Linked DNA regions of Homo sapiens: region 1 is linked to region 2. A link is a contact called in ENCODE Hi-C or POLR2A ChIA-PET data. All regions are on one chromosome and are shown on one strand. The core of a region is the stretch at or near the end of the contact, and the rest is flanking DNA. Distances in the headings are between cores, read along the strand shown.

Region 1 (5,299 bases), core at 1,118-3,617, 3.0 Mb after region 2:
TTTTTATATTTTTAGTAAAGCCGGATGTTCACCATGTTGGCCAGGATGGTCTACGATCTCCTGACGTCGTAATCCGCTCGCCTTGGCCTCCCAAAGTGCGGGGATTACAGGCGTGAGCCACCGCGCCTGGCCGAGGAGACCTAGTACCTATTAAGCAGTTACTCCCTATTCGCCCCCTCTCCCCAGTCCCTGAAAACAAGCAATCTGTGTTCTATCTATATGGATTTACCTATTCTGGATATTTCACATAAATGGAGTTAAACAATATGTGAATACGTATTTCACATAAATGGAATTAAACAAAATACCAGGTAGGGCTGCTATTTTCTCAACTAAAATATAATCAATAAAGCCAGTTTTACTATTTCATAGAAAACAAAGAAGGTTTTGTTTTGTTTTGTTTTTTTGAGGCAGAGGCTTGCTCTGTTGCCCAGGCTGGAGTGCAGTGGCATGATCTTGGCTCACTGCAACCGCCGCCTCCCAGGTTCAAGCAATTCTCCTGCCTCAACCTCCTGAGTAGCTGAGATTACAGGCGCATGTCACCACGCCCGGCTGATTTTTGTATTTTTAGTAGAGACGGAGTTAGTCAGGCTGATCTCGAACTCCTGACCTCATGATCCATGCGCCTCGGCCTCCCGAAGTGCTGGGATTACAGGTGTGAGACACCACGCCCAGCCCCAAAGAAGGTATTTTTATAATCATCAATCAGGTAGATAATCTGGCCCAATTCTCTCATCTAAAAAAGAAGAAACAGAGAAGAGAAAATGAGTTAGAGAAGAGCTATAAACTTCATGAGAGTAAAGACTACTGTTGTCTTGTTCACATTCATTAGATGGATGAAGGGAGGTTAAGGTCAAGCTTTCCCTAGACTCCTACTTATCCTTTTTTTTTTTTTTTTTTTTTTTTTTTGAGACAGAGTTTCGCTCTTGTTACCCAGGCCGCAGTGCAATGGCGTGATCTCAGCTCACCGCAACCTCAGCCTCCCGGGTTCAAGCATTCTCCTGCCTCAGCCTCCCAAGTAGCTGGGATTACAGGCATGTGCCACCACGCCTAGCTAATTTATTTTTTATTTTTATTTATTTATTTTTGAGACAGTTTCTCTCTTGTTGACCAGGCTGGAGTGCAATGGCGTGATCTCAGCTCACTGCACCCCCTGCCTCTCAGGTTCAAGCGATTCTCCTGCCTCAGCCTCCCGAGTAGCTGGGATTACAGATATGCGCCACCATGCCCAGCTAATTTTTCATATTTTTTTTTTAGTAGAGATGGGGTTTCTCCATGTTGGTCAAGCTGGTCTCGAATTCCCAACCTCAGGTGATCTGCCCGCCTCGGCCTCCCAAAGTGCTGGGATTACAGGTGTGAGCCACCGCGCCTGGCCTGCTCTTTTCTACTGCATTGCACCACATTGCCAAAAGTGCAGTTATTAAGCCCATTCAACAATATGTTGCTAACGAAAAAAACAAACTAAAATATTTTTAAAAGGTTTATTCTGAGCCAAGATGAGTGACCATAGCTTGGGGAAACACAGCCTCAAGAGGTCCTAGGAAACTGTGCCTGAGGTGGTCAAGTTATAATTTGGGTTTTCTTTTTTTTTTTTTTGTTTTGAGACGGAGTCTCGCTTTGTCACCAGGCTGGAGTGCAGTTGCGCAATCTCGGCTCACTGCAACCTCCGCCTCCCGGGTTCAAGCCAATTCTCCTGTCTCAGCCTCCTGAGTAGCTGCGATTACAGTCGCGTGCCACCGCACCCGGCTGATTTTTGTATTTTTAGTAGAGACGGGGTTTCCCCATGTTGGCCAGGCTGGTCTCGAACTCCGGACCTCAGGTGATCCACCCACTTCGGCCTCCCAAAGTGTTGGGATTACAGGCGTGAGCCACCGCGCCCAGCCAGAACACTGACACTTCTCATAACAAATGAACGCGATTTATGTATATCTAAGCCAGGGCACATTGGACGTCGGTATCCTGGACATCAGCATCCTGGACACAGCTCCCAAACCCCGAATTCCCCCATTTTATTGATGCTAGCAGGCCAGGGAAGGGAAAACTTCCTTTGGGCTTTGAATAATAACGACTTTAGAATTGAAATCGTGGGCTGGAGGTGGACGCCACGCCTCATTCTGATGGGTCCAAGAGCCGAAATTTCGGCTTCTGGCACTCTCCTCACTCAGCTCTCTAAACTCCTCCATCATTCCTCTTTCCAGTCCTTTGGCCCTAAGCCCTTGCTAGCGGTTGGCTAAGAAGAAACCCGTCTCTTGCTCGGGATTCGCTGTGAGCTCCGGGAAGCCCGCCTCCGCTCTCCCGTGATTCGCTACTCCTGTGTTCATCCGCCCCTCCGTCGACCAGATTGGGTGCTTGGCCGTCCCTGCCATTAGCGCGTAACGAGAGACTGCTTGCTGCGGCAGAGACGCCAGAGGTGCAGCTCCAGCAGCAATGGCAGTGACGGCGTTGGCGGCGCGGACGTGGCTTGGCGTGTGGGGCGTGAGGACCATGCAAGCCCGAGGCTTCGGCTCGGATCAGGTACGCTGCGGCAGTGTCCGCTGCTCCAGCCCCGCGGGCGGATCCCATCTTTGCTTCCGTACCTTTACCAGTGTCCCTGTCTCTCTGCAGTCCGAGAATGTCGACCGGGGCGCGGGCTCCATCCGGGAAGCCGGTGGGGCCTTCGGAAAGAGAGAGCAGGCTGAAGAGGAACGATATTTCCGGTGAGGCTCACCGGGTCCCAAGTCCAGCCCTGGATCTCCCAATGGCCTTCCAATCCTTAAACTGCCAATCGCCCCACCCGTTCCTACCTGGTGCCTTGGGCGCCCCATCCCCCAACAGAACTCCCGGGCCCCAATCCAGTATACCCTAACCCTTGATGTCCCGACCGTTGCCACGTATAGGGCACTCCCAGTTACCTGCACAACAGTTTCAGGCCCCCAAACCGTTTCCACCGGCGGGTCTCCAAAACAACCCACGGCTCAACTCCTCCTTTATCATTACCATCTCCCGCGTGGAGTTCTCCTCAGGTCGTGCGAAACACCCCCAGATTCTTCGCACAGTGTCTAGATCCGACCGCCCAACGTTTGCCTCCCAGCCTGACTCCCTCGGCCCTTACCCACCTGTCACCCCCTCTACGCTCTCCTTCCTCGCCAGCACGCCTTAGCTTTGCAAGCCTGCATGCATTCAGGCTTCTCAGGTGTTTCTAGACCCCCGACTCCGCAAGAGTGAGGATGATGGGAGCTGGTCATGGGAGCTACTTATGGTTGGACACCATCTTCTAAAGGCTTTTGCCCTACTCAGCCCAACCTAGACCTGTAGATTTCCCTCTCCTGCTTAGGAGTATGGAGTGGGCTGGGCCTCCCTTTGCCAGCCTTGAGTTATCTTTAACTGACTTCTGTCCACTCTGGAGAGCAGTGAGGAATTAATCTTGCTTTTGCTTGTCCTTTGGCCTTTCACTTCTGCCTTCTGTTGAGAATTATCACCATGACACCTGCCATACCGTATAGAGAGCCAAGGTACAGCCGTTAGAGACTATCTAATTGAGCCCCTACATTTTGTAGTTAAGGAAAACTGAGGCCTAAATGTGACCAAACCAACATTGTAATCCAGTCCCTTCTTGGAACCTAAATTGAACTGCCAAGTACTGCGCATGCAAGAGACCCTTTATTGGCCTTACAGTGGGCCATTCATTTCTATAGGCAAAGAAAGCTCTAGACAGATTGGAATAGGAAATGGATATTTGCCTTTTAGCTACACCCCTTTGTCTGTCTTCCTCATTTTGTTCCTTTTTTTTTCCCTAAAGGGGAGTCAAGTTCCCTGGGTTGTTCCCCTCATAAGGTATTAGGGACTTGTGTCACATCTCTCTGGAGTTTTCTATTTTAAAGAGGAATCTGAAAGCAATAAGCTCTTTGGTCTTCTTAAGATGGCTACACCTCAATTTAAGATGGGGTATTCTTTCACTAGTTGAGGAGTAGAAGAGGATGACCAGCTAGACTCCCATGGAATTGGAACTCCTATTCCTTGCTTAGACATTACAGGTTATGCTTTGAGATCTCTTTGGGGTGAAGGATTGAAATTAAACCCTGAGCCACCGTGTCCTTGTAGAGCACAGAGTAGAGAACAACTGGCAGCTTTGAAAAAACACCATGAAGAAGAAATCGTTCATCATAAGAAGGAGATTGAGCGTCTGCAGAAAGAAATTGAGCGCCATAAGCAGAAGATCAAAATGCTAAAACATGATGATTAAGTGCACACCGTGTGCCATAGAATGGCACATGTCATTGCCCACTTCTGTGTAGACATGGTTCTGGTTTAACTAATATTTGTCTGTGTGCTACTAACAGATTATAATAAATTGTCATCAGTGAACTGTGTTTGATGCCTTCTTCTATCTGGAAGAGATAGACAGACACCAATGGACTGCTAAAATGGATTAGAGGCGTCCCTGCATCCAGGAACCCACAGACAATGCACAGTGTGATAAGTGCTATGAAACAACACGAGTTGGGGGGATAGGTGTGACACAGACAAAGTACCCCTCCCCGTCTAATTAGAGGTGTTCAGAGAAAGCTTCCTGAAGGATAAATCCCAATCTGAAGCATAAAGATCAGGAGGATCCTGGAGATCCGAAGGAGTCATTGCTTCAAAAGATACAATTAGGCCAGGTGCGGTGGCTCATGCCTGTAATCCCAGCACTTTGGAAGGCCAAGGTGGGTGGATCACCTGAGGTCAGGAGTTCAAGACCAGCCTGGACAACAGTAAAACCCCATCTCTATTAAAAATACAAAAATTAGCCAGGTGTGGTGGCACGCACCTGTAGTCCCAGCTACTCAGGAGGCTGAGGCAGGAAAACCACTTGAACCTGGGAGGTGTAGGTTGCAGTGAGCCGAGACTGTGCCACTGCACTCCAGTCTGGGTGACAGAATGAGACTCTGTCTCAAAAAAAAAAAAAAAAAAGATACAATTGAAAGTACCATCAGTTAAAACAGCATTTTGCATTTTTAAAATGGTTTAGAGGATACTTAATATGAGCTAGTCATCCTTGTTCTAATTTTGTAGATTGAGAGAACTGGAATTAGAAATCATGTGATTTATACAGTCACTCAGCACCTTGGCAGTGAGACTTGTGTCCAGGTTTTTTGACTACTAAACCAAGTCTGTTATTAGCAGAAAATCAGAATTATTTCTTAGGTTATATTTTGCTTTGCCAAGTATTTTGTTTCAAATTAGACTTGAGGGCCTAGTATAACTAAATTATTATACAAACTAGTTGTGTAACTCCTCTAGGCAAAAAAATTTGAGGTGACATTTGGGCCATTAGCAA
Region 2 (5,471 bases), core at 2,458-4,957:
TCCCTGTTTTATTGATGAGAAAACAGAGGTACAGAGAAGTTAAATAAACTCACCCAACGTGTTGCAGTTGGTACTGAGCAGAGCCAGAATTTCAATTCTGGCAGCTTGGCCTAAGAGCCAGTGTATACAACCACCATGTTGTAGTGTCTTGATACAACAGAATGATTGACTAAATCACTTATGAAGATAGAATAGTTCCTAACCTTTTTCTTTTCCTCTTCCTTTAGTTCCCACTCCAAACGAGCTTTTTTGGCTTCCCAATTTGCAGGTAATTTTAGTCTTTTATCTTCTTCCACAACTTCCTGGTGATTTAATTTACGAGCTTCATTCTAAAACCGTAACACAAGAAGTCTGTCAGCTAAAACATGAAAATAAATCCAGATACACCTTGCCTTCTTTGAGGAGGGTCAGGCAGGACATATTAATAAGCTGACCCCATTTTATCCTAAAAGCAATAGAGAGCCATCACAGGATTTTAAGCCAGGGAATAGCCTAATAGGGTCTACGTTTTTATGCAGTCAAGAAAAATGTGTTGAGTTGCACTGGTTTGCTGTTCCAGAGCCCTGGAGGTTAAAATCAGCTTTGCCTCTATTGAGTTGTGTGGTCCCTTTTTATTGGATCAGAACAAGGTTTTGCAGTATTGGAGACCATACTATAGTGGCACTTAAGTAGACTTTATTTGGCATTACTATTAAATTGGCCAGGTGCAGTGGATCACGCTTGTAATCCTAGCACTTTGGGAGGCTGAGGCAGGTGGATCACCTGAGGTCAGAAGTTCAAGACCAGGCTGGCCAACATGGTGAAACCCCGTCTCTACTAAAAATACAAAAATTAGCGAGGCATGGTGGTGCACACCTGTAATCCTAGCTACTCGGGAGGCTGAGGCAGGAGATTCACTTGAACCCAGGAGGCAGAGGTTGCAGTCAGCTGAGATTGCACTACTGCACTACAGCCTGGGTGACAGAGCGAGACTCCATCTCAAAAAAAAAAAAAAAAATTACGTCACATGATGTGAAAGACACTCTTTCTTTTTTTTTTTTGAGACAGAGTCTCACTCTGTCACCCAAGCTGGAGTACAGTGGAGCCATCTCAGCTCATTTCAACTTTCGCCTCTGGGGTTCAAACAATTCTCATGCCTCAGCCTCCCGAGTAGCTGGGGTTACAAGCGTGTGCCACAATGCCTGGCTTATTTTTTTGTATTTTTGGTAGAAACGTGGTTTTGCAGTTTGGCCAGGCTGGTCTCAAACTCCTGGCCTCAAGTGATCTGCCCGCCTGGACCTCCCAAAGTGCTGGGATTACAGGCATGTGCCACCACACCAGGCCTCAATTATCTTTTAATCCTAATTCAAGAAAAAAGCCTCAATTTGGGTTAGAGGATTTAAAACCTATCTTAATGCCTCTAATGCTTTCCAAGTTCCCCTCCTTTTAAATATTTTCACAGTTTGCATTGACAAATGAAAAATGAAAGGAATTTTCCATTTGAAGTATCATTGAAGAGTCTTTTTTTTTTTTTGGAGCTGGGGTAGCAGGGAGAAGAGTCTATTTTTAAATAAACTTAATTGCATAAAGCAAAATGAGTGTATCGTCTTAAGGAAAACTTGAGTTAGACATTCCTTAGGTCATAAGCTGGTGGCAGTTTGTCCAGGAAGCCCCGCCTCCTAATTTCCAGACATGTGTTCCTTACACAATCACTCTAAATATTTAAGCATGTCTTTTTAATTGTTTATTAGATTAACTTTCCCTCGGCAAAGAGAGATACTCCTCCCAACTACCATCCCTAGTATATTCTTGGCCCTGGAAAAGCCCTGCAATTAAAGACGCCAAGAACATACCTACGGTCAACAAAGTTGAGTCTGTTGCACAGAAGAGAGCAAACCACGGGGAACCGTGGGCATTTGAGTGACAGGGTGTTAGGAAGGGCTTGTTCCAGGATTTGGGTTTGTATCAGGTGACTGAGGGGAGGGTTAAGGATGTGGATTGGGTACTGTCAGAAAGCAGGGGCTTTCTACAATTAGGTATCTTAGATTTTTTTTTTTTTTTTTTTTGAGATGGAGTCTCGCTCTGTCGCCCAGGCTGGAGTGCAGTGGTGTGATCTCGACTCACTGTAAGCTCCGACTCTCGGGCTCATGCCATTCTCCTGCCTCAGCCTCCCGTGTAGCCCGCCAGCACGCCCGGCTAATTTTTTCTATTTTTAGTAGAGACGGGGTTTCACCGTGTTAGCCAGGATGGTCTTGATCTCCTGACCTTGTGATCCGCCCTCCTCGGCCTCCCAAAGTGCTGGGATTACAGGCGTGAGCCACCGCACCCGGCCCAGTATCTTACATTTTTATATAGGAGGCAGAAGTAACGGAGTGAGACTAATGCTGTATTTGTTAATAACAGTCACTGGTGTTAGTCAGAAGAAAGAAATATGTGGTCATTCTTGTAATTTGAAAAGTCTTCTTTGTTTTGTCTCACTACAACAGTCAGAGTGATTTTGGGATTTTGTGAAACCATGGCCTAGCTGTCAGGTCACTCCATGGTGAAACAGGGGCTGCTTTTCTCTTTCTCTGCTCCAACTGCAGCAAGCTATTTGCTGGACTCTTATCCCTAATACAAATTCTCTTTCTTTGAATTTGTTCCCTTTGCTTGGATATCTCTTTCTCTAACTCCTTTAGTTGTCTGGCTTTCAAACAGTAGTTTAGGTGTCACCTACTACATGAGGCACCCCCTGGAGACCCACAAACTGCATTCCTCTCTCCTCCTCTGCACCTCCAGGGCACTTAAACATCAGATTCCCTATCAACTGGCTGAACTACCACACTGTAGACTTTCAAAAGTTTGCCATTTTTTTTATTTTCTTTTTATTCTTTTCCCCCAGAAGTCCCAAAAACAGATGATTATTTTCTTTTCACTCAAACAGATTCTGACAGAAGATTATTATTTTTTAAAGTGAACCAGGTCTCTTACTGACACTAGACAAGTTTCTTCCTGTCTCTAGCTCTACATATTTCCCTAGGTAAAATGAAGAATTTGTTGGAATCACGGAGCAGGGAGGTTGTTAGTAATGGAGACTCCCAAACCTAACCCAGATACATTAAATTGGATGTGGGTGGGAGAGGGGCTGGAGTGAACAGTTATATTTTCAAATGTTCTCAGAATGATCCCAATGTGCTGCCAGGGTTGAGTACCACCGAACAGAGCTTTCCTCTCAGATGATCCTGCTCTGTTGGTCTGTCAGACGCAGTGGTGTGGCTTCCTCGTCCCCTCTACAAAAGCGCACAGGCTTGGCCAGATGACGGATCTAAGCCGGCCTCCAAGACTACTCACCCGCATCAGGTGCAGCTCCCGGAATTTGCGCAGTCTCTGTTCGCGCTTCTGAGCGGCCAGCTCCGCCGCCGCAGCGAGGGACCCCTCCTCCGCGCTGTCCACCAGCACCTGCGACAAGGAGAACTGGCTTCAGGCAGAGCCGGCTCAGCTTCTCCCAGGACTGCCCAGGCCGAGTCCCCGCCGGTCCCCACAGGCTGGGCCTAGGGCCTCCACCGCCGACTTGACCCCACAGTGTCTGAGCCTCCCTGAAGCGAAACTAGACTTCGCCTCCACCTCTCTCCAGGCCGCTCCCCGGAACCCTCACCAACAAAACCCCCGGTGTACGGTGGGTGGAACTCACCTCGGATGCAGCTATAGCCGCCATCACAACCTTTCTCTCTTCCCACTTCCGGCAACAAGATAGAGCACTTCCGTCAACCTTCAGACAAACGGGCCGATACGTACGAATGGGCTACCATAAGCCCCGCCCCTTCCGGGAGGTCTCCGGAAGTTGGGACCCTTTTAGCTATGAAATATTTTGGATTGCGTAGGGTCTTGCGCAGCCGCGAAAAGTAGCGTGGGCCAGGACAGCGGGAGGTAAGTCGCCAAGAAAAGGGTTGGGAAGAGCTCAGAATCGGACGGCTAGGAAGAAATGACCAAAAGGAGCCTGATAGCCCCCTATTCTGCACGCTGTTCCTGGAAACCGCCTTTGCAAAGACAGTGAGAGAAATCTAACATGGCTCACTCCATCTTGCTTCTAGCCTCGCAGGCCGGCTGTCTTCGCTCATTCCTGGGCATAAACCAAGCTAACCATGGGAGAATTTATAGTTTAACTTTTAAGCAAGGATGATCATAGTCCCTTCCTTAAACAGGGCCCCTCCTTGTTTGGGGGCTGAAACTGCCTTTATAAAACTAATGAAAGACCGGGAGGTTAGGATTATGAGGGGAGAATTCTGCTAAAATGTAGTAAACGATAACCAGCCATTGTTTCGGAGGACATCGGATGTGTAACTTCCCCAATTATTCCTGTAGATAACGTTATCGTAGCACCTAAGATTGGTCTTTTGAGGCATTTTTCAGACTTTCGCATTCTGGCAACTAACTGACCCCACCCAGACTCGTGACCCATGACCCAACCGCTTCTTCTGTCCCACTCCTCCCCCAAGAGGCGGACTCAGCTGTTGAGGAGTGTAGTCCACACCCCTGTGATTGCATCTCCAACCAATCAGCAGCATCCATTCCCTAGTGCCCTGCCCACACCAAACTATGAAATACCCTAACCTCTGAGCTGACCCTTCAGGAAAACTTACTTGAGTGGTAACCCTTCTTCCCTGAGGCCAGCCTCAGGTTAATACAACTGTATACTGCAGTAGCACTTTTCAGTGAATTGGTTTTGTCTGCAGTAAGCAGGAAAAACCTGCAGTGCCATTCATTCCCATGAGTGGAAAGTTCTTTCCATTTAGAGCTTAAGGTGTTGTCACTTTCTCCAAGAAGCAGGTCTTGCCCTTGGCCTGGTGTGGTGGTTCATGGCTGCAATCCCAGCACATTGCGGGGCGGAGGCGGGAGGATTGCTTGAGCCCAGGAGTTCAAGACCAGCCTGGACAACAAAGTAAGAATCAGTCTCTAAATTAAAAAATAAAAGTAATTTTTTTTTGTTTTTTTGTTTTGAGACAGAGTCTTGCACTATCACCCAGGCTGGAGTGCAGTGGCACCGATCTCGGCTTACTGCAACGTCCGGCTCCCGGGTTCAGACGATTCTCCTGCCTCAGCTTCCCGAGTAGCTGGGATTACGGGTGCCTGCCACCATGCCCAGCTAATTTTTGTATTTTTAGTAGAGATAGGGTTTCACCATGTTGGCCAGGCTGGTCTCGAACTCCTGACCTCATGATCTGCCCACCTCAGCCTCCCAAAGTGCCGGGATTACAGGCATGAGCCACTGTGCCTGGCCATAAAAATAAATTTTTAAAAATAGAAGCAGGTCTTCCCTGACTACCCTGTCTCACTTTTAGTACTGTCATTTGACACTATTTTAATTCTCTCCAATTGCATAAGTTTTATTTTTGTCTGTTGATTTTCTATTTTTCTCATCAGCGTTATTACTGGAGAACAGCAGAGTCCACCCATCTTGTTTACTCTTACATGCTCAGCAGAGAGGCAATGCCAGAATTACTAACAGTGCTAAA

The links. Hi-C counts contacts between places; a loop is a spot of excess contacts on that map. ChIA-PET counts read pairs that join two places held with the same protein, here RNA polymerase II (POLR2A). Pooled maps may share reads with other maps.
Region 1: a pooled map shows a loop between it and region 2 (2.2-fold over the local background). The contact joins the promoter of ATP5IF1 here to the promoter of SYF2 in region 2. A Hi-C loop is called at or near these places in 1 of 168 maps with a recorded cell type or tissue (gastrocnemius medialis) and 10 of 50 pooled maps. POLR2A ChIA-PET finds 5 or more read pairs at or near these places in 1 of 52 experiments (activated T-cell).

Annotation. Positions count from the first base shown.
Region 1 is chr1:28,233,757-28,239,055 of GRCh38, forward strand. It overlaps ATP5IF1 (ATP synthase inhibitory factor subunit 1), which reads left to right and starts at 2,368. Exons shown (of 3, transcript NM_016311.5): 1 at 2,368-2,514; 2 at 2,605-2,696; 3 at 4,081-4,344. The coding sequence starts at 2,428. The coding sequence ends at 4,222. RefSeq lists enhancers at 1,267-1,773, 2,567-2,626 and a silencer at 1,606-1,830.
Region 2 is chr1:25,228,795-25,234,265 of GRCh38, forward strand. It overlaps SYF2 (SYF2 pre-mRNA splicing factor), which reads right to left and starts at 3,708. Exons shown (of 7, transcript NM_015484.5): 1 at 3,650-3,708; 2 at 3,310-3,417; 3 at 204-329. The coding sequence starts at 3,673. LOC124903881 (a long non-coding RNA gene) reads left to right here and starts at 3,795. Exons shown (of 2, transcript XR_007065555.1): 1 at 3,795-3,885. RefSeq lists enhancers at 3,526-3,675, 3,818-4,731, 3,916-4,165.